Regions from separate parts of the Homo sapiens genome. Here region 1 is linked to region 2. A link is an interaction called in ENCODE POLR2A ChIA-PET data of the cell type or tissue named here. Cell type or tissue: A673. All regions are shown on one strand. Links, peaks and the distances in the headings refer to the core of each region. The heading gives the core; the rest is flanking DNA.

The links. ChIA-PET counts read pairs that join two places held together with the same protein. Peaks named below come from ENCODE experiments on the same cell type or tissue, not always from the same donor. Only the 100,000 strongest peaks of a DNase experiment are listed, where the experiment ranks them.
Region 1: POLR2A ChIA-PET joins it to region 2 with 6 read pairs; 4 of 35 experiments call an interaction of 5 or more read pairs at or near these places.

Annotation. Positions count from the first base shown.
Region 1 is chr12:111,464,751-111,470,129 of GRCh38, forward strand. It overlaps ATXN2 (ataxin 2), which reads right to left. Exons shown (of 25, transcript NM_001372574.1): 20 at 5,358-5,379. Among named protein-coding and RNA genes, the nearest start is that of SH2B3, 62 kb to the left of the region's middle. In A673, for the core only: no CTCF peak of the experiment used is centred there; no DNase peak of the experiment used is centred there.
Region 2 is chr12:111,634,858-111,640,236 of GRCh38, forward strand. No RefSeq gene overlaps it. Among named protein-coding and RNA genes, the nearest start is that of ATXN2-AS, 38 kb to the left of the region's middle. RefSeq lists an enhancer at 562-1,165. In A673, for the core only: no CTCF peak of the experiment used is centred there; DNase peaks (open chromatin) are centred at 1,694 and 2,114; H3K27ac peaks cover 2,535 bases.

The DNA of each region.
Region 1 (5,379 bases), core at 196-5,195, 170 kb before region 2:
TGAGGTGTGCATTTTCCAAATTTTCTGGAAAGGTTGACATATTAGTAATTTCTTTTTGTATTCATGCATAATTCATTTTCATAAGAGATGACAAGCACTTTAAACACTGCTACAGAATTTTAAAAGAAAGGACTAAACCGGAAGACACTGTTCTTCTGTACTTAGGTGTCAAGTTGTCATGCTGACTTGCTTAAAAGTAAAAGGAATAAAATCATTATCTAATAAAAACACCAACATGGCATTCTACTGAACAACCTTGATATAAATCATGTACCAAAATAAAACTATTTTACAAGTTTAATTCAATAGACACACAATTTTGCAAAAACATTACTAATGGAAATGTCATTATCCTGAAAGATTATCTAGTAATGGATCCAAAAATTTAGGATCATAGCAAGAATATAAACATGAATATTATTTCTTATTAAAACATGTCTACATAAAGGGGTAGGGTATTTGAGTGTATTTAAATACACCTGGAAGGATACACATCAAAATGTTAAAAGGCAGTTGTCAGGTGGAGGGATTATGGATGCTTTTCATTTTTTTTTTTTTTAACTTAACTATATTTTCTTACTTATCTGCATTAAACTACCAAAAACAAATCAAAAAAGGATTCTGGATCTAATTCTTCCTAATGGCTCTAGTTAGTCGGAAAAGTTGTATTATTACTGTTTCTGAAAGGTAAAAGCATCACCATAAAACAAAATTAGATGGATTAGAAGAGTAGATGTGAGGCTGGGCGTGGTGGCTCACATCTGTAATCCCAGCACTTTGGGAGGCCTAGGCAGACAAATCACAAGGTCAGAAGTTCGAGATCAGCCTGGCCAAGACGGTGAAACCCCGTCTCTACTAAAAATACAAAAATTGGCCGGTCGTGGTGGCGCACACCTGTAGTCCCACCTACTCGGGAGGCTGAGGCAGAAAAACCGCTTGAACCTGGGAGGCAGATGTTGCAGTGAGCTGAGATCGCACCGCTGCACTTCAGAATGGGTGACAGAGTGAGACTACCTCAAAAAAAAAAAAAAAAAAAAAAAAAGAGTAGATGTGAGAGGAAAAAAAATTAAAGTAACTTCTTAGAAGGGATGGGGTAGAGGCAATGATGGAAGTTAGATTAAGAGACATCAAAGAGGCCGGGGCAGTGGCTCACGCCTGTAATCCCAGCACTTTGGGAGGCTGAGGTGGGTGGATCACCTGAGGTCGGGAATTCAAGACCAGCCTGACCAACATGGTGAAACCCTGTCTCTACTAAAAACACAAAAATTAGCCAGGTGTGGTGGCGGGCACCTGTAGTCCCAGCTACTCAGGAGGCTGAGGCAGGAGAACTGCTTGAACCCAGGAGGCGGAGTTTGCAGGGAGCTGAGATCGCGCCACTGCACTCCAGCCTGGGTGGCAGAGGGAGACTCCTTCTCAAAAATTAAAAAAAAAATAAAAAATAAATAAAAAATAAAAAAAAAAAAAGAGGCTGGGCACAGTGGCTCACGCCTGTAATCCCAGCACTTTGGGAGGCTGAGGCAGGCGGATCACGAGGTCAGGAGATCAAGACCATCCTGGCTAACACAGTGAAACCCCATCTCTACTAAACAAAATACAAAAAATTAGCCGGGCATGGTGGCGGGCGCCTGTAGTCCTAGCTACTCGGGAGGCTGAGGTAGGAGAATGGCGTGAACGCAGGAGGCGGAGCGTGCAGTGAGCTGAGATCACGCCACTGCACTCCAGCCTGGGCGACAGGGAGAGACTCCATCTCAAAAAAAGAGACATCAAAGAGATAAGGTTTTTGACAAAAGCCCTTTCTAAGATAGCTAGAAAGAGGTCAAGGTCAATACTTTTTTAGAATAAAATAATTATCCTATTTTATCATTTAACTGTTCAGTAATGTTAGCATATGTGTATTAAACATACTAAAAATTTAAAAACAATAATCAGGATTTCATTTTGCAGTCATTAGTGGTCCTATGTTTTCAATGCCTTTGGCTATGGCTATAACAATTAATGAATGAGAAAAGGTGACATAAAATTGTCACCAACATCTGGGTGCATGTTCTTCTGTTTGCATTAAATGTTTTAAAAACCTAGATATGATGTAGCTTAAAAAGAAAAGCACAATTCATACTCAAAGTATTTGGTTCCTTTGAGAAAATTTATGACAATATATTTAATATATTTATAAAATATAAATTGTTCAGGGAAGATGAGTATAAAATTAACACTTCTATGTAAGTTTGTTGTAGTTTATAAGAATGTACTTCAAATTTTGTTTATATTTGATATAATAAGGCTTTGAAAGTCTAATAATTCAAATAAATCACTGCAGATTTAATGAAGAACATGCTTAAGCAGATTAAATTATGGCTTATGATGGCATAGAACAAAACAATTCTTTCTTATGTTTTCTTTTTTTTAAATAGAGACAGGGTCTTGCTCTGTCACCCAGGCTGGATTACAGTGGTGCCATGATAGCTCACTGTAGCCTCAAAGTCCTGGACTCAAGTGATCCTCCCATCTCAGCTTCCTGTGTAGGTGGGACTACAGGCATGTGCCACCATGACTGGGCTTTTTTTTTTTTTTTTTTTTTTTTTTTTTGGTAGAGATGGGATCTCGCCATCTTGCCTAGACTGGTCTTGAACACCTGGGCTAAGCGATCCTCCACTTCAGCCTCCCCAAGTTCTTGGATTACAGGTGTCAGCCACCATGCCCAGCTCCTAGTGTCCTTTTTAGGGTCTTAAGCACCACAAAGGGAATCTTGATTAACTAGTGACAATCACAACAAGTCCACAGCCTTGCTCCTAGCCTGCCTCCATACAGACAGCAATTAAATACCACCTGTGTAAACTGCAGGAGAGTAGTTCAGATTTGGCTGAGTAACTTTTTCCTGGCATGAAAGAACCGGCTCTAATGACTAGTTCATTCCAGATTTCACTGGACATTAGATCTAGTGCTTTGTTTTGTTTGCAACATTTCCTATTTGCCCACACATAAATGGACTTTGGGGTCTAAGGCCCCACTGCTCTTCAAATGGACATGTTCTAGGAAGTAGTTATGAAAATCATCTGTACCTCAAACACAGTATTTACCCTATAGGCTGTTTCAAAACCAATGAACATTCATCCAAAAGATGAAGCCAGATGTTGGCAGTGAATGAACACAATGAGGAGAAAGATTCGGCTCAACATTACAGTATTATTGCTACAATGTCTCAAAAGCATGCATACACAAATAACTACTCTCCAAATGCAATGGAAATTTTAGCTTAAAAGTTTCAGATCTGATTCCAAGGGGAGTATGCCAGAAAATGGAAGGAAAGAGATGTTCTTTCCACTTGTTAAATCATGATGTATTCACCAGAAATGTATAAACAATCATAATGAACTTTTAACCTAAGCCTTTAGCAAACAGGAAAATTGTTAAAATATATACAAGTTGCATAAAAGCCAGCATGATAAATCAATCGTGCCTTTGCACGCATATTCAGTCCCCGTTAAGACAACTAAAGACAAGTCAAATGACGGGGTCATAACCAAAATAATAAACCAAGTTAGTTTGTCAGTATCTTTTACAATTAAATTACGGATGGGCCTCTTGAAAAAAATGTTTTCCAAAATGTAGCAATCACACAATTTTTTATTTAAAATGCGTAATCCACAATACAAAATTGAAAGTGATAATGTGGAAAATTAAGACTGGACTTAACTGTTTTATAAAACTAAACACCTTTGATCATATACAAATTCCTATCAGCAGTGAGCCTTTGTGGCAGACAAGAACCTCCAGGAAGAAAGCATAAGCTGTGGGTTACAGGTGACAGGAAGGATGATTGCTGCTGCCCAAGTCCTATTCTCATTAACCTACGGAATGTTAAAACTTTTATTCTTCAAAAAGGACAGAGGTGGTATGAAAAGTAGTAATGTCTCAAGAAGAAGGTTTGCCAGAAATCTGTAAATTCTTTTTTTTTTTTTTTTTTTTTGGAGATGGAGTCTCACTCTGTCGCTCAGGCTAGAGTGTAGTGGCGCGATCTCGGCTCACTGCAACCTCTGCCTCCCGGGTTCAAGCAATTCTGTTGCCTCAGCCTCCGAAGTAGCCGGGACTACAGGCACATGCCACCACACCCGGCCAATTTTTTGGATTTTTAGTAGAGATGGGGTTTCACCATGTTGGCCAGGCTGGTCTCGATCTCCTGACCTCATGATCCGCCAGCCTTGGCCTCCCAAAGTGCTGGGATTACAGGCGTGAGCCACTGCGCCCAGCCTATAAATTCTTAAATAACTCAATTTTGCCTAAACATACTCGTTCAGGACATCTAAACTTAAAAAATAAAAATTTTATATTCTTAGTATTTCAAAAAGTTCAAAGAGGCTTTAAAAATGAAATGCCCATGTAGTTACATGTAACCATAATCTCATTCTCATAGCAGTACACTTTTCAACTGTATGAATAAACCAAAATTATCCCCTACTCCAAACAACCAAAAACGCAAATAGGAAAACTAAACGACACTACGGTAGTTCTCAGAAATATTCAGAACAAAACATCTTAATGAAATCAGTACTATTTAAAAACATATTCTGAAAAACATTTGAAGCAATCCATTAATTCTGTATCATAAGATATACAAATGGACATTTTATTTTAAATTATCAACAGTGAAAAATCTATTATTTTGGTACTTTAGACAGCTGCTAAGTTGATCTACACAAATTTCTCTGTTTAGTCACAAAACGAAGATGGGTTTTTTTGCTTATTATTCTCACATATAAATACTGCTTAGTTTTACATAAAATACTTCTCATTTTCATTTCAGCATTCTGTTCACATTGGTTATATTTAAAGTGTGACTCATGTCTAAAATATATCTAATATGACATAATATTCAACCATTAAAATACAGCATGATGTAGAAACATAGTATTATCATTATAACAAACAGCAAAAAAAATATGTAATGCCAGTGACCCTCAGATCAAGTAGTGAAGCAAAATGTTTTCATGCTGGAGAACACCTTTATGCTTTTATTATTATAAAATTCTCTTGCATGTCGTAGGCAGGATATACCAAAGCATAATATTGATGAGGAAGAGGAGAAAGGTACCTTTCTCCACAAAGATGCTTTGCCATTATATACATCATTACATTTTAGTTAAAGCAGGAAAGAGATCTGAAGACCAGGTACAGAAGTAGAAACTATTTGCCAAAAGTTATAAAGCAAGTCAGGCAAAGAAATGGGTTCATCTTTTCCTTCAGATTCTTGACCCTCAATGTCATAAAAGGTCAGGTTATTCTTAGATAGAGTATGTTTTCAGAAACTTAAATTAAGAAGAGTCACACACACTGGAAGAGACAAACAAAGTGCTTCCTACCATACATCGCATGCGTCTGCTC
Region 2 (5,379 bases), core at 234-5,233:
GCACTCCAGCCTGGGCGACAGAGACCTTGTTTATTAAAAAAAAAAAAAAGAAAAGAAAAGAAAAAGGGCCGGGCACAGTGGCTTATGTGTATAATCTCAGCATTTTGGGAGGCTGAGGTGGGAGGACCACTTGAGCCCAGGAGTTCCAGATCAGCCTGGGCAACATAGGAGACCCCCAAAATAAGAAAAAGTTAGCTGGGCATAGTGGCACGCTCCTGTGGTCCCAGCTACTCAGGAGGCTGAGGTGGGAGGATCGTTTAAGTCCAGGGAGGTTGAGGCTGCCATGAGCCATGATCACACCACTGCACTCTAGCCTGGGCAAGAGTGAGACCCTGTCTCTAAAAAAAAAAAAAAAAAGAAGAGAGTGAGAGGGCTGGGCACAGTGGCTCACGCCTGTAATCCCAGCACTTTGGGAGGCAAAGACAGGTGGATCACCTGAGGTCAGGAGTTTGAGACCAGCCTGACCAACATGGATGGAGAAACCCTGCCTCTATGAAAAATAAAATAAAATAATTAGCTGGGCCTGGTGGCAGGTGCCTGTAATTCCAGCTACTCAGGAGGCTGAGGCAGGAGAACTGCGTGAACCCAGGAGGCAGAGGTTGCAGTGAGCTGAGATCCCGCCATAGCACTCCAGCCTGAGTGACAAGAGCAAAACTCTGTTGCAAAAAAAGAAAAAGAGAGAGAGAATGGCCTTTATCACTTACCAGCTATGTGACCTCAGTCAGTGCTGGTCGAGTCCCATCCTGTTTCCACTGCGCCCTAGTTTCTTGCTGTGTAAAATGGGTTCACCGTAGGACCTGACAGGATTGTTGTGAGGACTGGATGAAACATACAAGGCAAGTGCTCAGCACAATGACTGGGCGGTAGGTTGTGTGAGCTAGCAGTGTAATCAAACACATCAAAACCGCAGGACAGGGCTTACTTCCATTTTTCATTCTCAGCAAGTGCAAAGGGGCTATCTCGGCTCTACGTCCTACTAAAATCCAACACAGGTTTGGGGTCTCTAGATTACCGCTCTGGCTTGCCTGATTAGGACAACCAGTGCTGGAAAAGAGGCCCCTCATAGGGATGTCCTGCTGGGATTTTCCTAGTCCACTTGGGTTCACACACGCTAACGGTAATCCAGTGAGGCTCATTAGCATCCCTTACCTCCCTTCCCACGAGAATGTTATGTCAGAAGGTGAAAAGGAAACTTTTTAAAGAGTTAACCAAAAAGGCAGCCCTCTCCTGTGGGCCATAACGGAGCTAACCGAGAAGGAGGAAGGGATGGTGTGGATGATTTCTTGGGGGGACTGTTCTGTTTTTGAAAGCGGTGGAGCATTCTGATTGACAATGGTGAGGGGCAGAGGGGCCGCAGTGAGAAGAAAAGGACAGGAGTGAGCCGTAGCATTACTCTAGCCAAACAGAGCCAGGAATCTCGCCAACGAGAAAGTGCAGGATTGGCAGCAACCGAGAGATCCCGCATGGACTTTTAGGAAAGATTCTAGGCCACAGCACGGGGCCTCCTCCGTCTCAGCCAGGATAATTCTGGCATCAGCCCCCGGCCCAGGCGTGTTCCCACATAATTGAAGTCGAATGTGCTGGGGGAGAGGCCTCCGCATTCCTCCTGGCTGTGGAATCCTCAGTGCCCTGCAGTTGGCCCTGTTTGGGATCAAAGCCAGTTCGTGTTGATTTTCCGCAGCATGGAAACAAATGCGACGAAGCTGTTTTCCTGAGGCAGGCATTTTGAAAAGAGGATCTTAATTTTTTTCCCCAAGGACAGGTGGGGTGGGGAGGTGGGGGAGTGCCACGTGGCTCCTCTCTTGCTGTCCCTTTTGCAAACAGTTGGGCTCATAGTGTCTGCATGAGCAGAAACTGATCAGTTAGAATATGAGTGAATACAGCTACAGCTAAGGTTGCTTCTATCACAAAAGATAATTCCTAAAAAATGCTGCCGGAAGACCCTCTGGCTGCGTGTGATAAGTCACAATTTGGTTGCTCTCTGTTGGAGTGTTTCCAAGATAGCAACTCTCCTTTTTCCTCCTAAAATTTTCTGCTTACATGTCTTAACTTCTAGGTCTTTCTCTGTAATCTGTTGTGCCTGTAAAATTAATTCCTGTCCCTTCTTTTTAGTTAGCACTGAAGCCTTTTAGTGCTAAGCATTATGCTAATGATGTAAACTGATACAGGCGAGTTTCTTAAGTTGTGGAAACATCTTTATTTATTTATTTTTTTTAGACAGAGTCTCGCTCAGCCGCCCAGGCTGGAGTGCAGTGGCGTGATCTCGGCTCACTGCAACCACCGTCTCTCTGGTTCAAGTGATTTTCCCGTCTCAGCCTCCTGAGTAGCTGGGATTACAGGCACCTGACATCATGCCCGGCTAATTTTTTGTATTTTAGTAGAGACAGGGTTTTGCCATGTTGGCCAGGCTGGTCTCAAACTCCTGACCTCAGGTGATCCGCCCGCCTCAGCCTCACAAAGTGCTGGGATTACAGGCATGAGCCACCGCACCCGGCCGGAAACATCTCATTCTTTTACAGGGGACTTGAGTTCTCCCAGTTCTCTAGGGAAAACCTGAACTTTTGCCTATTGGGCCATAATCAAGGGATTGAGAATTAGAACCAGGAGTTGATATAGCTGGGAGAGCAGTGGTGCGATCATAGCTCACTGCAAGCTCGAACTCCTGGGCTCCAGAGATCCTCCTGCCTTAGCCTCCTGAGTAGCTGGGACTACAGGCATGCGCCACCCCTGGCTAATTGTTTTTAATTTTTAGTAGAGACAAGGTCTATGTTGCCCAGGCTGGTCTTGAACTCCCAGCCTCAAGCGATCCTCTTATCTCGGCCTCCCAGAGTGTTGGGATGACAGGTGTGAGCCACAGCACCTAGCCTGGGCTCTTCCTTTTTAAATTAGGAAACACATGTACCAGGAAATCTGGTCTGGAACCTGCTGCTTCTTCTGGGCAAAAAAAATGGCAGAAGACATCCTCACAGAGGCCAAGTTGGAACTGTTTTTCCTATTTGGCATTTATGCTTAGTGCTGTAGATTTACTTTTACTTTTTTTTTTTTTTTTTTTTTTTGAGATGGAGTTTCACTCTTGTTGCCCAGGCTGGAGTGCAATGGCGCGATCTCTGGCTCACCACAACATCTGCCTCCTGGGTTCAAGCGGTTCTCCTGCCTCAGCCTCACGAGTAGCTGGGATTACAGGCATGTGCCACCATGCCCAGCTAATTTTGTATTTTTAGTAGAGATGGGGTTTCTCCATGTTGGTCAGGGTGGTCTCAAACTCCCAACCTCAGGTGATCCTCCTGCCTCGGTCTCCCAAAATGCTGGGATTACAGTCGTGAGACACCATGCCTGGCCTGCTTTTATCTTTTGAAAATACAACACCCAGGCTGGGCGTGGTGGCTCATGCTTGTAATCCCAGCACTTTGGGAGGCCAAGGTGGGTGGATCACTTGAGGTCAGGAGTTCGAGACCAGCCTGGCCAACATAATGAAACCCCGTCTCTACTGAAAACACAAAAATTAGCTAGGTGTGATGGTGGGGACCTGTAATCCCAGCTACTTGGGAGGCTGAGGCAGGAGAATCGCTTGAACCCAGGAGGCGGAGGTTGCAATGAGCCGAGATCCAGCCACTGCACTGCACTCCAGCCTGGGTGACAGGGCAAGACTTGGTCTCAAAAAAAAACCAAAACAAACAAACAAACAAAACACCCAGATTTATCCTGAGTGCTGTACACGTTCACGTTCTGGGATCTTGCATGTAATTTCACTCTTGGACTTCCCCTCCTGGACAAACCTCCCTGCATTTGTTTCAAGGCCATCTTGAGCTGGATCGGAAAGGAGTCTTGGGTCAGGGGATTTAGAAAAAGGTCTGAAAAGAAACAAAGCTGCTTCAGTTCACTTAGTAAGTGTGGTAATTAGCCTTAGAGTAACAAATGTTATCTGCACCAGTGCAGCTCCGTGCCAAGTACCAAAACCACATTTTCCAGATGATTCCAGTGAGTTTTTCACTCGAAGCAATTCAACATTAGGCCCTAAAGACGGCAATCATCTTGTACAAAACAAGATTGTTCATTTCTTCCTTTCATGCAGCAAGAATGCAAAATCCAGATTAAGAACCAACTGCAGAACCCCTTTCTTTCATGTCCTCCTAAGCTTCCAGAATTATAGGGAGAGACTACTCAATGTTCATGAAAAGCATACTAGCTACAATAATTCTGAAATTGTTTTGGCTTCTGGAAGTACAAGTTTCCAAATTAATGTCTGATAGACCCTATGGTCGTAAATGTCTGTGAACATGTGAGTTTCAGGAATACAAGGTAAAGAAAGGTTATCACTAAAACATGAAAAGATGGCCAGGCGTGGTGGCTCACGCCTGTAATCCTAGCACTTTGGGAGGCCGAAGCAGGCAGATCACTTGAGGTCAAGAGTTTGAGACCAGCCTGGCCAACAGGGCAAAACCCCATCTCTACTAAAAATACAAAAATTAGCCGGGCATGTAGTATGCACCTATAATCTCAGCTACTCAGGAGGCTGAGACACGAGAATCACTTGAACCCAGGAGGCAGAGGTTGCAGTGAGCTGAGATGGTGCCACTGCACTCCAGCCTGGGGGACAGAGCGAGACTCCATCTCAAAAAAAGAAAGAAAGAAAGAAAGAAGTTGTTGATTATGGCAATTAATCAGGATAAAGAGGCCAGCCCCCACTCCAGTAAAAATTAAAAGCCTTATGTAACTTCCCTGAAGTTCACTAATACCCAAATGCAAATAATGCTTTTCACTTGCTCCAGGGAGACTACAGAACAGGGTTTGGGGGAGGCCAGTGGGTGAGGGTGGGAGGTGCAAAATCAACTTCACCTTGCAGAGGAGAAGCAGACACTTGGCCTTGGCTCTAGGATAAAACTTGGGGTTCCTAAAGGACAGGCTTTTCTCCCTCTTACTGCTTCACTCTTTACTGTCAAAGCTATATCTGGGCCAGGCGCAGTGGCTCACACCTGTAATCCCAGCACTTTGGGAGGCCGAGGCAGGCAGATCACTAGAGGCCAAGAGTTTGAGACCAGCCCGGCCAACATGGCAAAAGCCCATCTCTACCAAAATACAAAATACAAAAAATACAAAAAATGGCTGAGCACAGTGGCTCATGCCTATAATCCCAGTACTTTGGGAGGCCGAGTAGGTGGATCACTTGAGGTCAGGAGTTCGAGACCAACCTGGCCAACACGGCAAAACCCCATCTCTACAAAAAATACAAAAATTAGCCAGGCATGGTGGTGTGTGCCTGTAATCCCAGCTACTTGGGATGCTGAGGCATGAGGATTGCTTGAACCCAGGAGGCGGAGGTTGCAGTGAGCTGAGATCGCGCCACTGCACTCCAGCCTGGGCAACAGAGTGAGGCTCTGT